Regions from separate parts of the Homo sapiens genome. Here all the other regions are linked to region 2. A link is a contact called in ENCODE Hi-C or POLR2A ChIA-PET data. All regions are on one chromosome and are shown on one strand. Each heading gives the region's core, a stretch centred on a gene start or an enhancer-like site at or near the end of the contact. The rest is flanking DNA. Distances are from core to core; before and after follow the strand shown.

What was found. Hi-C counts contacts between places; a loop is a spot of excess contacts on that map. ChIA-PET counts read pairs that join two places held with the same protein, here RNA polymerase II (POLR2A). Pooled maps may share reads with other maps.
Region 1: a map with no recorded cell type shows a loop between it and region 2 (6-fold over the local background). The contact joins two enhancer-like sites. A Hi-C loop is called at or near these places in 4 of 37 single-sample maps with no recorded cell type and 4 of 50 pooled maps. POLR2A ChIA-PET finds 5 or more read pairs at or near these places in 3 of 52 experiments (GM12878 and activated T-cell).
Region 3: a loop to region 2 is called in a pooled map, with 3 times the contacts of the local background. The contact joins two enhancer-like sites. A Hi-C loop is called at or near these places in 1 of 168 maps with a recorded cell type or tissue (naive thymus-derived CD4-positive, alpha-beta T cell) and 2 of 50 pooled maps. POLR2A ChIA-PET finds 5 or more read pairs at or near these places in 2 of 52 experiments (CD4-positive, alpha-beta T cell and Caco-2).

Annotation. Positions count from the first base shown.
Region 1 is chr3:58,033,223-58,038,049 of GRCh38, forward strand. The region is part of intron 1 of FLNB (filamin B); the gene reads left to right. Among named protein-coding and RNA genes, the nearest start is that of FLNB, 27 kb to the left of the region's middle. RefSeq lists an enhancer at 1,646-2,145. Within about 2 kb of position 1,914, at least 6 of the 41 ENCODE cell types and tissues checked have a DNase peak (open chromatin) inside an H3K27ac peak, as active enhancers do; they include GM12878, where a contact is called at or near this core.
Region 2 is chr3:58,193,370-58,198,160 of GRCh38, forward strand. DNASE1L3 (deoxyribonuclease 1L3) reads right to left here. Exons shown (of 8, transcript NM_004944.4): 6 at 4,452-4,609; 7 at 1-70. Among named protein-coding and RNA genes, the nearest start is that of DNASE1L3, 15 kb to the right of the region's middle. RefSeq lists an enhancer at 3,201-3,380. Within about 2 kb of position 3,287, at least 3 of the 41 ENCODE cell types and tissues checked have a DNase peak (open chromatin) inside an H3K27ac peak, as active enhancers do; they include GM12878, where a contact is called at or near this core.
Region 3 is chr3:57,982,044-57,986,807 of GRCh38, forward strand. LOC105377104 (a long non-coding RNA gene) reads left to right here. Exons shown (of 4, transcript XR_940874.3): 3 at 2,302-2,427; 4 at 3,212-4,585. Among named protein-coding and RNA genes, the nearest start is that of FLNB, 24 kb to the right of the region's middle. Within about 2 kb of position 1,893, at least 19 of the 41 ENCODE cell types and tissues checked have a DNase peak (open chromatin) inside an H3K27ac peak, as active enhancers do.

The DNA.
Region 1 (4,827 bases), core at 664-3,163, 160 kb before region 2:
AACCTCCCTATCCAGCCCCAGAAGTTTCCTTGTGCCTCTTTGTAATTCTTGCCTTTTATCTCTCCATGTCTTCCACACCCATGCTCAAGCATTCACTGATCTGCTTTCTGTCATTATCAGTCAGTTTTCATCTTTTAGCCTTTTATATAAATGGAATCATATAGTATGCTGTTTTGTTTTTTTTTGAGACAAGAGTCTCACTCTGTTACCCAGGCTGGAGTGCAGTGGTGCGACCTCGGCTCACTACAACCTCCATCTCCCCAGATTTAAGTGATTCTCCTGCCCTAGCTTCCCGAGTAGCAGGGATTACAGGCACATGCTATCATGCCTAGCTAATTTTTGTATTTTTAGTAAAGATGGGGATTCACCATGTTGGCCAGGCTGGTCCCGAACTCCTGACCTCAGGTGATCACCCGCCTTGGCCTCCCAAAGTGCTAGGATCACAGGCATGAGCCACTACGCCCTGCCAGTATGTACTCTTTTTGTCTGGCTTCTTCTAGCATAGTTATTCTGAAATTCATCCTTGTTGCATGTGTCAATAGTCCTATTCCTTTTTATTGCTGAGTAGTAGTCCATTGTATGGATATACTACATTTTGTTTATACATCCTTCTGTTGATAACATTTGGGTGGTTTCTTATTTATTTATTTATTTTTGAGACGGAGTCTCACTCTGTTGAACAGGCTGGAGTGCAGTGGTGTGATCTTGGCTCACTGCAACCTCCACCTCCCGGGTTCAAGCAATTCTCCTGCCTCAGCCTTCTGAGTAGCTGGGATTACAGGCATTTGCCACCACACCTGGCTAATTTTTGTATTTTTAGTAGAGACGGGGTTTCACCATGTTGGTCATGCTGGTCTCGAACTCCTGACCTTAGGCGATCCGCTCACCTCTGCCTCCCAAAGTGCAGGGATTATAGGTGTGAGCCACCACGCCTGGCCGGGTGGTTTCTAAATAAAGCTATCATGAACATCTTTTACTACTCTTTGTATGGATGTATATTTCTATTTTTCTGAGTGGAATGTTAGGATCATACATCATAGGTGTACGTTTAACTGTTCAAGAAACTGCCAAACTGTTTCCCAAAGTGGTTGTATTGTTTTACATTTCCACGAGCAGTGTTTGAGAGCTCCAGTTCTTGCACATCCTAGCCACAAAAAGGTTCTGTTTTTTAAAGACAATTTTTTTTTTTTTTTGAGAGTTTCGCCCTAGTCGCCCAGGCTGGAGTGCAGTGGTAAGCGAATCCCTGCTACAGGCCAGAGACTGTTCTCAGTTGGTTTTTACACCAAGTATCGCACTTCATTCTAACACTCCACCATTTTACAAATGAGGAAACCGAGGCACTGAGAGGTTTAGTAACTTGTGGCACAGCCAGGAAGCAGTAGAGAAAGACTTTGAATATAAATGTATCCATTAGGATGTATATGGTTCCAAGTCATGGGAAACCTACCTAATCCTGGTTTATCCAAAAAGGGAGCTCATTGGCTCTCGTAACTGAAAAGTCAAGGGGTAGGCAGGCAGTTGGACCTGGAAGTCTCCAGGGCATCAGAGAGCCTTGGCTCTGCTTCTCTGATTCTGTTGTCTCTCCACAGACGGGTGGGTGTAGCAGTCCCAGGCCCGCAGCCACACCCCACACCTCCCAGAGGAAGAAGGCGGGCCCTGATCCCAGCAGTCCCAGGAAAGCCCTGAGGTTCACTGTGATTGGACCAGCCTATGTCACCTGCTCACATCTCAGCCCACCACTGGCAAGGGTGTTTGACTCTTGGGAATGACTCTTGGGACTGGCTTGTCCTAGATCACATGTTCTACCTGAAATTGGGGACATTGCAGAGGATTGGTGGAGTGGACCTCAAGGAGGTGTTTCACGTGGCTTCCTGTGTCACTAGGTTGCCATTTATTCTTTAGAAAGCCCCTTTGTTTGATGAAACCCTGGTGTCACAGGCTGTGTGACTTAGGGTAATCCCCTTGTCCACATCTGTGAAGTGAGATTACCTCTTCACCTCACAGGCAGATCAAACAGGAAAACAAAAACAAAACCAAACCCAAAATACACGTAAATTGCAGAGTGCTTGAGGTTTCTTTTAAGCTGTCTATGTAATTAAAAGCTGTTACTTAGACTTGGATATGAAATAAAATCTGACTTCAAATTTAAGTGGTGTAATTTCCATGCCTCTTAAAATATCAGGTAACTTCATTTGTGAGCCTCAGTCTGTAGACTTGAGGGATTTCCATCTGAAGAGGGGGCAGAATGGTGGTTTAGGGAACGCAACATGTACCCCACCCCCAACTTTTTTAAGAGGAAGAGTTGAAAGAAATAATGAATGTGTGAGAAATAAGGGGTTTGATTGCCTTCCAGGGTCCATGTTGAAGGAGAGGAAAATGTAGCTCAACCACAGTGACTCTCCCCAATTAAAAACTAAAAAAAGATCCGTGGTTATAGGGCTTGGACTTCGGACAAGCCAGCAGCCTCAGTCATTGTGAGTGTGATTCCAGATTGGAAGGTTCTGCTAGGAGGAAAGTGGAAGTTTTGAGAATTCCTAGTTGGACAGAATGCCTCTTGATCACGGCCTTAGCTAAAGGAGACCACTCTTTGCTGGATGGATCAGTCAGCTACGTGTGAAGTTTGGCTCAGTACAACATTCTCGGCCTGGGGCGGCAGCATGGGAAAGATTTTTATTGGAATTAACTTTCTACAGAGATGTACTTTCAAATGAGACCATCCTTCTCTCACTGGTGAGCTCACCCGGGCTCTTATTCCACAAAGCTTAATTGTTTTGGACCCATACATTTAAACTCCTTAATTAATTGACTCAAGACTTAGGACAGATTTGCTTTTCTTTATAATGACTCCATGGCTGTAAATGCTGCTGATTCAGATGAAAGAGGACCCTAGAGCACAGAATGAGAAGGACGTGGACTCAGGATACCTGTTTCTTTATTCTGACTGTGCTCTTCGTCAGCTCTGGGGCTTTGGACCCCAGTTTTGTAACCACCTAACGAGTTCACCTTGCCTGCTGCCTAGACGGAGCTGATTTATCAAGACAGAGGAATTGCAATGGAGAAAGAGTAAGTCACCCAGAGCCAGCTGTGTGGGAGGCTAGAATTTTATTGTTACTGAAATCAGTCTCCCGAGCATTTGGGATCAGAGTTTTTAAAGATAATTCGGCAGGTAGGGGCTCAGGAAGTGGGGAGTGCTGATTGGTCAAGTTGGAGATGGAGTCACAGGGGGTCGAAGTGACGTTTTCTTGCTGTCTTCTGTTCCTGGGTGGGATGGCAGAACTGGTTGAGCCAGATTACCGCTCTGGGAGGTGTCAGCTGATCCATGGAGTGCAGGGTCTGCAAACTATCTCAAGCACTGATGTTAAGTTTTACAGTAGTGATGTTATCTCCAGAAGCAATTTGTGGAGGTTCAGACTCTTGCAGTTTCTGACCCCTAAACCTTAATTTCTAATCTTGTAGCTAATTTGTTAGTCCTACAAAGGCAGACTGCTCCCAAGGCAAGAAGAGGGTCTTTTTGGGAAAGGGCTATTAGCAGTTTTTTTTCAGAGTGAAACCATAAACTAAATTCATTCCCAAGGTTAGTTTGGCCTATGCCCAGGAATGAACAAGGACAGCCTAAAGGTTAGAAGCAAGATGGAGTCGGTTAGGTCTGACCTCTTTCACTGTCTATAATTTTTGCAAAGGCAGTTTCAGTTTCTCACCTGTAAACGTTGAAGACTGAGCCAGAATCAGGGTCATCAAATAGCACCCCGGCTATACTTTCTTCTCTTCATGACAAACATTGCTGGTCAGTTGATATGATGTTCTTTCCCACTGGGCCCAGACTTGACATTAGAGTCTTTTTTTTTTTTTTTTTTTTTTTTTTGAGACAGTCTCGCTCTATCACCCTGGCTGGAGTGCAGTGGCACCATCTCAGCTCACTGCAACCTCCGTCTCCAGAGTTCAAGCAATTCTCCTGCCTCAGCCTCTCAGGTAGCTGGGATTACAGGAGTGCACCACCACACCCAGCAGATTTTTGTATTTTTAGTAGAGACGGGGTTTCGCCATGTTGGCCAGGCTTGTCTGGAACTCCTGACCTCAGGCCATCCGCTCGCTTTGGCCTCCCAAAGTGCTAGGATTATAGGCGTAAGCCACCACGCCTGGCCGACATCAGAGTCATTTTAGCCTGCAATGCAAGTTGTCCTCAGTGGGCTGCTAGCATTGGCTTCAACCTTCATATCAGCCAGCTAAAGCCCCTTGTAATGAATGGGGAGGTTCCTTCACCCTTGCCTCCCGCTGCCTCCTCTTGACCACTCATTTTTTTTCTTGTAGTTCAGGAACCAATTCAGATGATTTCCCTCGTGAAGTCCTCTCGAAAGCCCCCAGGTAGAATTATTCATTTTTTCCCTTGCATTCCCACAGCACTGTGCACACAAATTAGAATCCTTGTAAAATGGCCATGATTCTGTTTATGACCCTGGCCCTCCACCAGACCAGCCTCTCTGCCCTCTGGCTTTTTTAGATCACTGGCATGGTTTCTGCCTACTCCAGGTGCCAGTATTATTTTGTGAATGTTTTTTTTCTTCATATCTACTCATCTTTATACTACTTTACTCGTAAAAGGAAACTAGAGAACATGATCTTAAATGAAAACCACGATCACTTGCCAGAAAGAACAGGTAACTAGGCTTTGAAAAAATAAGTTAGAGGAGATAGCATAAGAAAAAATTAAAAAATAAATAAAATCAATGAAAACAACGTGTTACTAAATTCTTGAAAAGTTTTTTGAAGACTTTGAGCCTGAGGCCTGTTCTTATTGTTTGTTTGTTTGTTTGTTTGTTTGTTTTTATG
Region 2 (4,791 bases), core at 2,037-4,536:
CTGGAAGTCAAAAACACTGTTTGACTTGGGAACAACAGAACTGACGATTTCTTGTCCTCTAAGCACAATCCTGGAACAAGGGGAGGGAAAACAGTTGTGTTAATCCAACCTGTGATTGCTGAGATCAAACCAAGGTCTGTGTTTGCTGTCTGGAATTAACCGAGCAGTCTGGCCCTTTCATGTGGCGCTCAAAGTCCAGAGCTGGTTTTAGCCTGTGACCCCAAAGGACAGTGCCTACAACTGTGAAATAGGATCAGTCCCTGCCATGGTTCTGTGGACACCAGGACACTGTCTCCCAGTGTGGGCAATGTTCTGGTGGAGTAGGAGAAGATTTTATATGACACACGCACACTATCCCACACAACAATGACTTGCGTACTGAGAACGCTGTTCCTTTTTCAATTATTTTTCACTTTCCCTGATTTGATTATGGAGAAATTCTCAGGGAGGTGCTGGTTTGTCTTTAATACCTCCCTCAGTCCCGTGTTGACAGAGAGTAGGCTGCCATCTCCGAGCATTCTGCAGGCAAGAGAATTAAGGCAGAATTTAACAAGGCGTGATTTTCACTGGACTTAATTTTTACGTTACCTTCAATTTATGGCAAATGCTGCTGCTTTCTTACTCATGCTAGTATCATGAAATTTCTTTTAAAAATTTATTTCAGCAAGAAATTAAGCGATTTAATGGAAAATATCGAGAAAAATCACAGCATATGTGCTTTGCAATAATGACAAAAAGTAAGAATGAGGTAGTCAAATGAGTTTTGGAAACAAACTAACATATCCCAAGTTGGGTGATGCAGTTGTGGTCTACGTGGTCCTGAGTGACTTCCCGAGGAATGGCAAGGTGAGTCAAACTGCCATTTCATGAGTGACCAGTGGGCCTTCCCCATTCTAATCAACAGTTTTGGTATCTGCATTTGCTAACATCACCAGCACAACTAACTTTTTTTTTTTTTTTTTTTTTTTTGAGACACAGTCATGCTCTGTCACCCAGGTTGGAGTGCAGTGCGCCATCTCAGCTCACTGCAACCTCCACCTTCCGGGTTGAAGCGATTCTCCTGCCTCAGCCTCCCAAGTAGCTGGAATTATAGGTGTGTGCCACCACGCCTGGCTAATTTTTGTATTTTTAGTAGAGACGGGGTTTATCCCTGTTGGCCAGGCTGGTCTTGAACTCGTGACCTTAGGTGATCCGCCCACCTCAACCTCCCAAAGTGCTGGGATTACCGGTGTAAGCCACCGCTCCAGGGCTACGGCTTTTTTTTTTCTTTTTTTGAGACGGAGTCTCTCTGTGTCACCCAGGCTAGAGTGCAGTGGCGCAATCTCGGCTCACTGCAAGCTCTGCCTCCTGGGTTCATGCCATTCTCCTGCCTCAGCCTCCCGAGTAGCTGGGACTACAGGTGCCCGGCACCACGCCTGGCTAATTTTTTTTGTATTTTTTAGTAGAGACGGGGTTTCACTGTGTTAGCCAGGATGGTCTCGATCTCCTGACCTCGTGATCCACCGGCCGCAGCCTCCCAAAGTGCTGGGATTACAGGTGTGAGCCACCACGCCCGGCCCGGGCTACGGCTTTTAATTCAACCCAAATGTAAATTCTTCGCATCAAGTTAGACATTTGTGAAAGCTTTCTTTAAGACTCAGAAAGCAAAGAATGACATGTTAAAGGCTCTTCCATTTCTGACTTCTTCTAGGGATGTGCAGGACCAGGCCAGTGTTCATGTGACGTTTTCAGTCCAGGGCACCAGCCAGATCCTGGGCATCTTTGCATGTTCCCCCAGCACTCAGCACATGAGAGGTGTTTGATAAATATGTGAACATGGAACAAAGACTGGAACTGAGACCATCTTGTCTAATTACATTTTTAAAACATCATTTTTATGGCTTTTCATTTTCTCCGTTTATTTTATTTAATTTTACTTTTTATTTTATTGTATTGAGACAGGTCTCACTATGTTGTCCAGGCTGGAGTGCCGTGGCTATTCACAGGCATGTGATCATGTTGCTCTAAAGCCTTGAACTCCTGGGCTCAAGTGATCCTCCTGCCTCAGCCTCCCAAGTAGCTGGGATTACAGCATATGCCACCACAACTGGCCTATGACTTTTTAAAAGCCACAAGAGGCCGGGCATGGTGGCTCACACCTGTAATCCAAGCACTTTGGGAGGCCAAAGCAGGCGGATCACCTGAGGTCACGAGTTCAAGACCAGCCTGGCCAACATGGCGAAACCCCATCTCTACTAAAATTACAAAAAAAAAAAAAAAAAAAAAAAAAAGCGGGGCATGTTTGTGTATGCCTGTAATCCCAGCTACTTGGGAGGCTGAGGCAGGAAAATCGCTTGAACCCGGGAGGCGGAGGTTGCAGTGAGCCAAGATCCTGCCACTGCACTCCAGCCTGGGCGACAGAGCAGGACTCTGTCTCAAAAAAAAGAAAAAAAAGAGGCACAAGAGTTATACATGTTGTTATGAGAAACAAAATTCAGAGCATCAAAATAAGAAATGAATCTTTAAAATGTCACATGTAATCCCACCATCCTTTGGGATACATGTGTATAAAATCAGGATCCTTTTAGTAAACATCTTTTTCTAACCTGTTCTACCCCTGACCTGATCTACTGTGGCCATGTTGCCTTCTGATTCTTCTGTATCATTTTCAATCACTTCCCACTCATTTGCCAGGGGAGAAGAATGGCGCTGGAGAAGGGACTTGACCTACCCACGGGCACACAACTGCCATGTGTAACTGAGTGAGTGGCCATCGTCCAGGCTTTGCTGGAAGTCCTTCAAAATAGGGGGTCTGGGCACTTAGACCCCTGTAACTCCCCGCCTTGGGTTCCCACTTTGCAGAGTGATAACTTCTGCAAAGGAAACACCAGCCTCAAAAGCTCCAAGAGGAACAGGCCGGGCATGGTGGCTCACGCCTGTAATCCCAGCACTTTGGGAGGCCGAGGCGGGCGGATCACGAGGTCAAGAAATCAAGACCATCCTGGGTAACATGGTGAAACCCTGTCTCTACTAAAAATACAAAAAAAAAAAAAAATTAGCCAGGCGTGGTGGCGGGCGCCTGTAGTCCCAGCTACTCGGGAGGCTGAGGCAGGAGAATGGCGTGAACCCGGGAGGCGGAGCTTGCAGTGAGCCGAGATCGCACCACTGCACTCCAGCCTGGGCAACAGAGCGAGACTCTGTCTAAAAAAAAAAAAAAAAAAAAAAAAAACTCCGAGAGGAAGTGAAAACGAGTGGCCTGGTGGCTCTCATGCAGATGGCCATCTCACACTTCCTCGTGGCAGGCTGAGCTCTGGGAACTGTGGCCACCACCTGGGACCAGGCTCCTAGGGGTTTCCCCACCTGTGGTCTCTGTGATGGAAGATCACTAACATTCACACGCCTCAGGCACTCCCCCCTCTGTCCCCATTGAAGGAGCAAAGATGAAAGCTGTTTGAAAATCCCTGAAGGGACTTTAAAAAGCACGAGGGAATGCTAGGACTTAAATGTATGCATTGCATTTAGGAATATGTAGCTAAAGCTTTAAAAATATAAATACCGTTGCACTAATTGGTCTCATTTTTAGGGTTGCTTCCTGAGGAAATCATAAATACTTGCACAAAATGCACAGAGGATATTGATTTTAGCAGTATTTATAACAGCAAACCCTTGGTAATAACCCAATGCCTAATGATGGGGATTGGGCGCATCAATTGCGGTAAGTCTTTGTGATGGAACAATGATCAGCCCATGAATGTAATGAGCACTTGCCGTATGCCAGGCATTGTGCTAGCAGCCTGACATGTTATTTCATTTACTCCACATCGGATCTTCATGAGTGAGGCACTAGGATAACTTCCATTTTACAGGGGAGGAAATGAAAGACACAGAGAGCTTGTCTCTTGGTCACAGACATATGAAGTGATAATGTCAGGATTTAAATCCAGGCCTATCTGATAGCGAAGCCAGTGCTTACCTCTGCTAAGCTACAGTGCCCAGGGCCACCGCATAGGGTCCTGTGGTTCATACGCTACATGTGGTACCCAGTAGAGGGGCCTGACATTTAATTGACTCAGCTCTGCAAGCAGTGTGCTTTTCTTATTTTTATTTTTATTTTTTATTTTTGAGACAAAGTCTCACTCTGTTACCCAGGCTGGAGTGCAGTGGTGCGATCCTGGCTCACTGCAGCCTCCACCTTCTGGGCTCAAGCGATCCTCCCACCTCAGCCTCCTGAGTAGCTGGGAGTATAGGTGTGTGCCACCATGCCTGGCTAATTTTTGTATTTTTTGTAGAGACGGGGTTTCATCATGTTGCCCAGGCTGGTCTCAAACTCCTGTACTCAAGCGATCCATCCATCGAGGCCTCCCAAAGTGCTAGGACTACTGGCGTGAGCCACAGTGCCCAGCCACCTTGCGTCTTTCCTAGTGCACACCAAGCACTGTGGTGAGCCAGCAGCACCCTGCAGGGCCTCCTACCTGTCATATGCACAGTTGGTGCTCTTCTTCACCGTGGTGTCCTCTTGGTCCCCGATCAGCCAAACAAACCTGGGGTCAGTCCTCAAGCGGATGTTCTTCCAGGCCTTCTTGGGGACGTAGCTGCAGCCGGCATTGAAGTCACCCATGAAAATGAAATTCTAAAAGACAAGATTTGGAACTGTCACCTGGTGGGTGCTGCTGCAGAATGCTTTCACACTGGACTCTAGCAAAGACTCTGCGTCCCAGGCCCAGTAAACAACAGGGTCTGTTATGGGCTGAATCTTGTCTACCCCCTGCTCCCGCCCCGGCCAAATTCCTATGTTGAAGTTCTAACCCCCAG
Region 3 (4,764 bases), core at 643-3,142, 210 kb before region 2:
CTCACTCTGTTGCCAGGCTGGAGTGCAGTGGTGTGATCTCGGCTCACTGCAAGCTCCGCCTCCCGGGTTCACACCATTCTCCTGCCTCAGCCTCCCAAGTAACTGGGACTACAGGTGCCCGCCGCTACACCCAGCTAATTTTTTTTTTTTTTGTATTTTTAGTAGAGACGAGGTTTCACCGTGTTAGCCAGGATGGTCTTGATCTCCTAACCTCGTGATCAGCTCATCTCGGCCTCCCAAAGTGCTGGGATTACAGGGGTGAGCCACCGTGCCCGGCCACTTTTTTTTTTTTTTTTTTAGTAGAGACGGGGTTTCACCATGTTGGCCAAGATGGTCGCAATCTCTTGACCTCGTGATCCGCCTGCCTCGACCTCCCAAAGTGTTGGGATTATAGGCGTGAGCTACTGCGCCCAGCCGCCTGTGTTCTTTTAAAAGGTCGTCTTCCTTCCTGCCCTTCATCACTTGCCCTCCATGGCCCTTCATGGCCCCTCTGCTTCCCTGGACAAAGCAGAGATGTGACTGGTGTTCCCAGCATTTGTCCACAGACACCATTTTCCTCTCAGGCCCTGAGGTGCTGGACTACAGAGCCGGCCTCCCAGCCACCTGCCATGAAAACCTCACCAGGACCAGTGGGACTCTGTTAAATCTGTTAACACCCCCACTTCGGCCTGCCCTAGACAACAGCTACATCTTGGAAAAAGGAAATGAAACTGGTTTAAAACCTCTCCCAACTGTTCAGAAGGCTCAGGCCCCATTTCCAAGACAGAAGGAGCCAGACTCTTCTGCGCATGTCCCTTTATTTATAGTCACCAGATCCTGGTCCCAACGATCAAGGCTCCTGGGTGGGGATGGTCCTGTGTGATGTATGCAGCACACTCAATGCCCCCCACCATGCCCCTTCAGCCTACACCACTCACCTTAGCCGCCAGCAGCCATGACTTTTTTCTTTTCTTTTCTTTTTTCTTTCCTTTCCTTTTCTTTGATTTTTTTCTCTTTCCTTCCTTCCTTCCTTCTTTCTTTCTTCTCTCCTCTCTTTCTTTCTCGCTCTCTCTCTCTCTTTTCTTTCTTTCTCGAGACAGGGTCTTGCTTTGTCACCCAGGCTGGAATGCAGTGGCAGGAACATGGCTCACTGTATCCTCGACCTCCAAGGCTCAAGCGATCCTCCTGCCTCAGCACCCCAAGTAGCTGGGACTACAGGAGCACGCCACCACACCCAGCTCATTTTTGTATTTTTCGTAGAGAGGGGGTTTCACCATGTTGCCCAGGCTGGTCTCAAACTCCTGGCCTCAAGAGATCCACCCATCTTGGCCTCCCAAAATGCTGGGATTACAGGCCTGAGCCACCACATCTGGCCATGCAGCCGTGACTTTTTCTGATCACAGGAGCTGGCTGTGCTTGCACACATGGTCGGCCGGAGGGTGGTGAGTTAACAGCCCCTCCTCAGTAAGCCCTCAACCAATGACTACTGGTAAATGCAGGCCCCAGCCCTTCAGATGCCTTGGAGGGTACACTCTACCTGGCCCTTAGGTTCCCCTGCAGGATGGAGCTCCAGCTGCTCGCAGGAGCAGCCCACTCATGAATGCACCTTTTGTGGGCTTCCTGTCTTTCCAGCCTCACCTCCCACCTCCCTTGCCAGCACTTCTTGGAATCATTTCCCAAATGAATAACTCCTATGTGAATCCTGGACTTGGGTCTGCTTTTGAGGAAACCCAAACTAAGACAATATCAAGTTGCCAACATTTATTGAGCACCGTCTCTGTGCTAAGCATCGTGCTCAGCATTTCACAAGTCTTAACTCATTTAATCCTATGACAGCCAGCACTATGAAGAAGAGACCGTTATCATTTCCGTTGTACAGACGTGGAAACTGACTCAGAGCATGGGCTTGAGGCCAAAGGCCTCTTCCACTCCACCCATCCTCCATCAGCCTGAATTGCTTTCATTTCCTCAAAATGCTGGGCTCCCACACCTCTTGATCTCTGCACTCTGGGGCACAGGGAGGTTAAATCACTTGGTGACACAGCAATTTAGAGGCTGAGCTACCCAGATTCAAGAGCCATCTCCAGGCTCAGAGCCCACATACTCTGCCACTGTGGTAAGCAAAATATTGGCCCCTCAAGGTATCCAAGTCCTAATCCCTGTAACCTGTAAATGTGACCTTACATGGCAAAAAAGAGACTTCACAGATGTGATTCAGTTAGGGCCCTTGAGATGAGGAGAGTATCCTGGATTATCCAGATGGGCCCCATGTAATCACAGCAGGCTCTGTAAGAGGATCTCCTCCTCCTGTCTGTCTTTCAGACAAAAGAAGATAGGATGACAAAGCAGAAGACCAGAGAGAAAGAGATTTGAAGATGCTACCCTGCTGGCTTTGGAGATGGAAGCAAGGGCCATGAGCCAAGAGGTGTATGTGGCTTTTGGAAGCAGGTAAAGGCAAGGATAGCCCCTGGAGCCTCCAGAAGGAGCCAGCCCTGCTGACGCCTTGACTTTAGCCTAGTGAAACTGATTGCTGACTTCTGGCCTCCAGAATGATAAGAGAATACAGTTGTGTTTTCTTGTTTGTTTGTTTTGAGACAGGGTCTTGCTCTGTCACCCAGACTGGAGTGAGTGGGTCCATTTTGGCTCCCTGAAGCCACTACCTCCCAGGCTCAAGTGATCCTCGCACCTTAGCCTCTCGAATAGCTGGGACCACAGGTGCACACCACCACACCCGGCTAATTTTTTTTTATAGATGGGGTCTCCCTATGGTGCCAGGGCTGGTCTCAAACTCCTGAGCTCAAAGGATCCTTCTGCCTTGCCTCCTAAAGTGCTGGGATTACAGGTGTAAAGCCACCTCCACATCTGACTCAGTTGTGTCCTTTTTTTTTTTTTTTTTTTTGTCAAGATAGAGTCTTGCTCTGTCACCCAGGCTAGAGTGCAGTGGCGTGATCTCAGCTTACTGCAACCTCCGCCTCCTGGGTTCAAGTGATTCTTGTGCCTCAGCCTCCTGAGTAGCTGGGACTACAGGTGCACACCACCATGCCCAGCTAATTTTTCTATTTTTTAGTATTTCACTATGTTGGCCAGGCTGGTCTCAAACTCCTGGCCTCAAGTGATCCACCTGCCTTGGCCTCCCAAAGTGATGGGATTATAGGTGTTGAAGCCACCACGCCTGGCCTAGTTGTGTTCTTTTATGTCATGAAATTTGTGGTAATTTTTTTTATTAAAGTAGCCACAGCAAATTAACACAACCACGGAGCCAGTCCCCACAGCCTGGTCAGGTGCAGCATGATTCCAGACAACAGCAATGAGGAAGCCAGCCTTGTGGAGCTGATGCCTGGCAGAGAACATCACTAAGCAACAGGCATCCTGAGTGCTTGGGTTTGAGGCCCAGCCTTGCTATCTCCCAGCTGTGTGATTTGGACCAAGTAACTCGATCTCACCTCACCTGCCTGATGAGATAACAGGATTTTGTGAGGTTTATATGTATCTTTGGCTCTTGGAACAATGTCTGGCACAGAGTAATTTACAAGGGCTCAGTAAATCTGTCATTTATGGCCTCCCCATGTCAGCAGCTAGGTGGCTGGCCACAGCCCTCGTGGTGGAGTGAGGCTGGGATCTGGGGCTGGCCAATGAGAGGCCCAAGTCTCCTTGACTGGGGGATCAGCCATGGTCACCAGAACCAACTCACATCAGCCCTGGACTTTGGCTGGAAGTTCTGGGAAAGAGGTGCTCTCTCCCTGTTGGGATCTTGTTGGGATTCTCGAGGAGCTCGGCCTGGAGAAGATGGCGGGCATTTTTGTCACCACGAGGGGACAGCCTGCCTGAGAAGGAAGCCAACAGGAAGGAAGGTGGAGACCAGGATGGAGCAGGGCAGCTCTTGATGACGTCACCAAGGCCCTAGATCCAGACTTGCCTGAACCACCCCTTGGACTGTCTGGTTCCAGGAACCAATCACTACCCCTTTTTGCTTTAGGAGTTTTATCTGGGTTTCTGCCACTCACAACCAGGAGAGTCCTGACTGATAGACAGGGACTCAATGAACACATGTTGATTGAGTGACTGAGTGAGCATTCAGGGCTCTGGCACTGTCCTGAGCCCAGTAAATTTTGGGATGATTGTGTGGTAAGTGTCTCGCCTTCCTGTAGGACCATAGGGACTTGCAGGGGATTCTTCATTTGACTTGGGAAGATGCCTTCTTCGTCCTCCCTGCTTGCAGGGCTTGGCATCGAAGTCTAGGTTCCTTCAAGAGAAGGCGGAGGTACTGTGCACCTGGCCCAGGAGGCCAAATCCCTGTTTTCTTCTCTCTGACCCAAATTTCCCCAAACAGCGAGGTCTCAGCTCCACTTGGAGAGGGGAGATGGGAAAGAGGCTGGCTGCTAGAGTCCAAAGCAACAGCCCAGGAAATAAGGGCCTTTATTAGTCCCATTTTACAGATGAAGACACTGAGGCCAGAGAGCCGAAGTTATCTGTCTTCAAACCCAGGGCCCACCAAACAGAACTCAACTCTATCCTTGCTTCCAAACCACTGCTTCCTCCTCCTTAGCCATTTTCCATCTGGTGTTGGCGTTTTTTTTCCTGGCTTTCTTGCCCTGTCATATTTGGATACTCTGTTTTTGTTTGTTTGTTTGTTTTTTGTTTTTTGAGATAGAGTGTCGCTCTGTCGCCCAGGCTGGAGTGCAGTGGCGCAATCTGGGTTCACTGCAACCTCCGCCTCCCGGGTTCAAGTGATTCTCCTGCTTCAGCCTCCCGAGTAGCTGGGATTACAGGCGCCACCACGCCCAG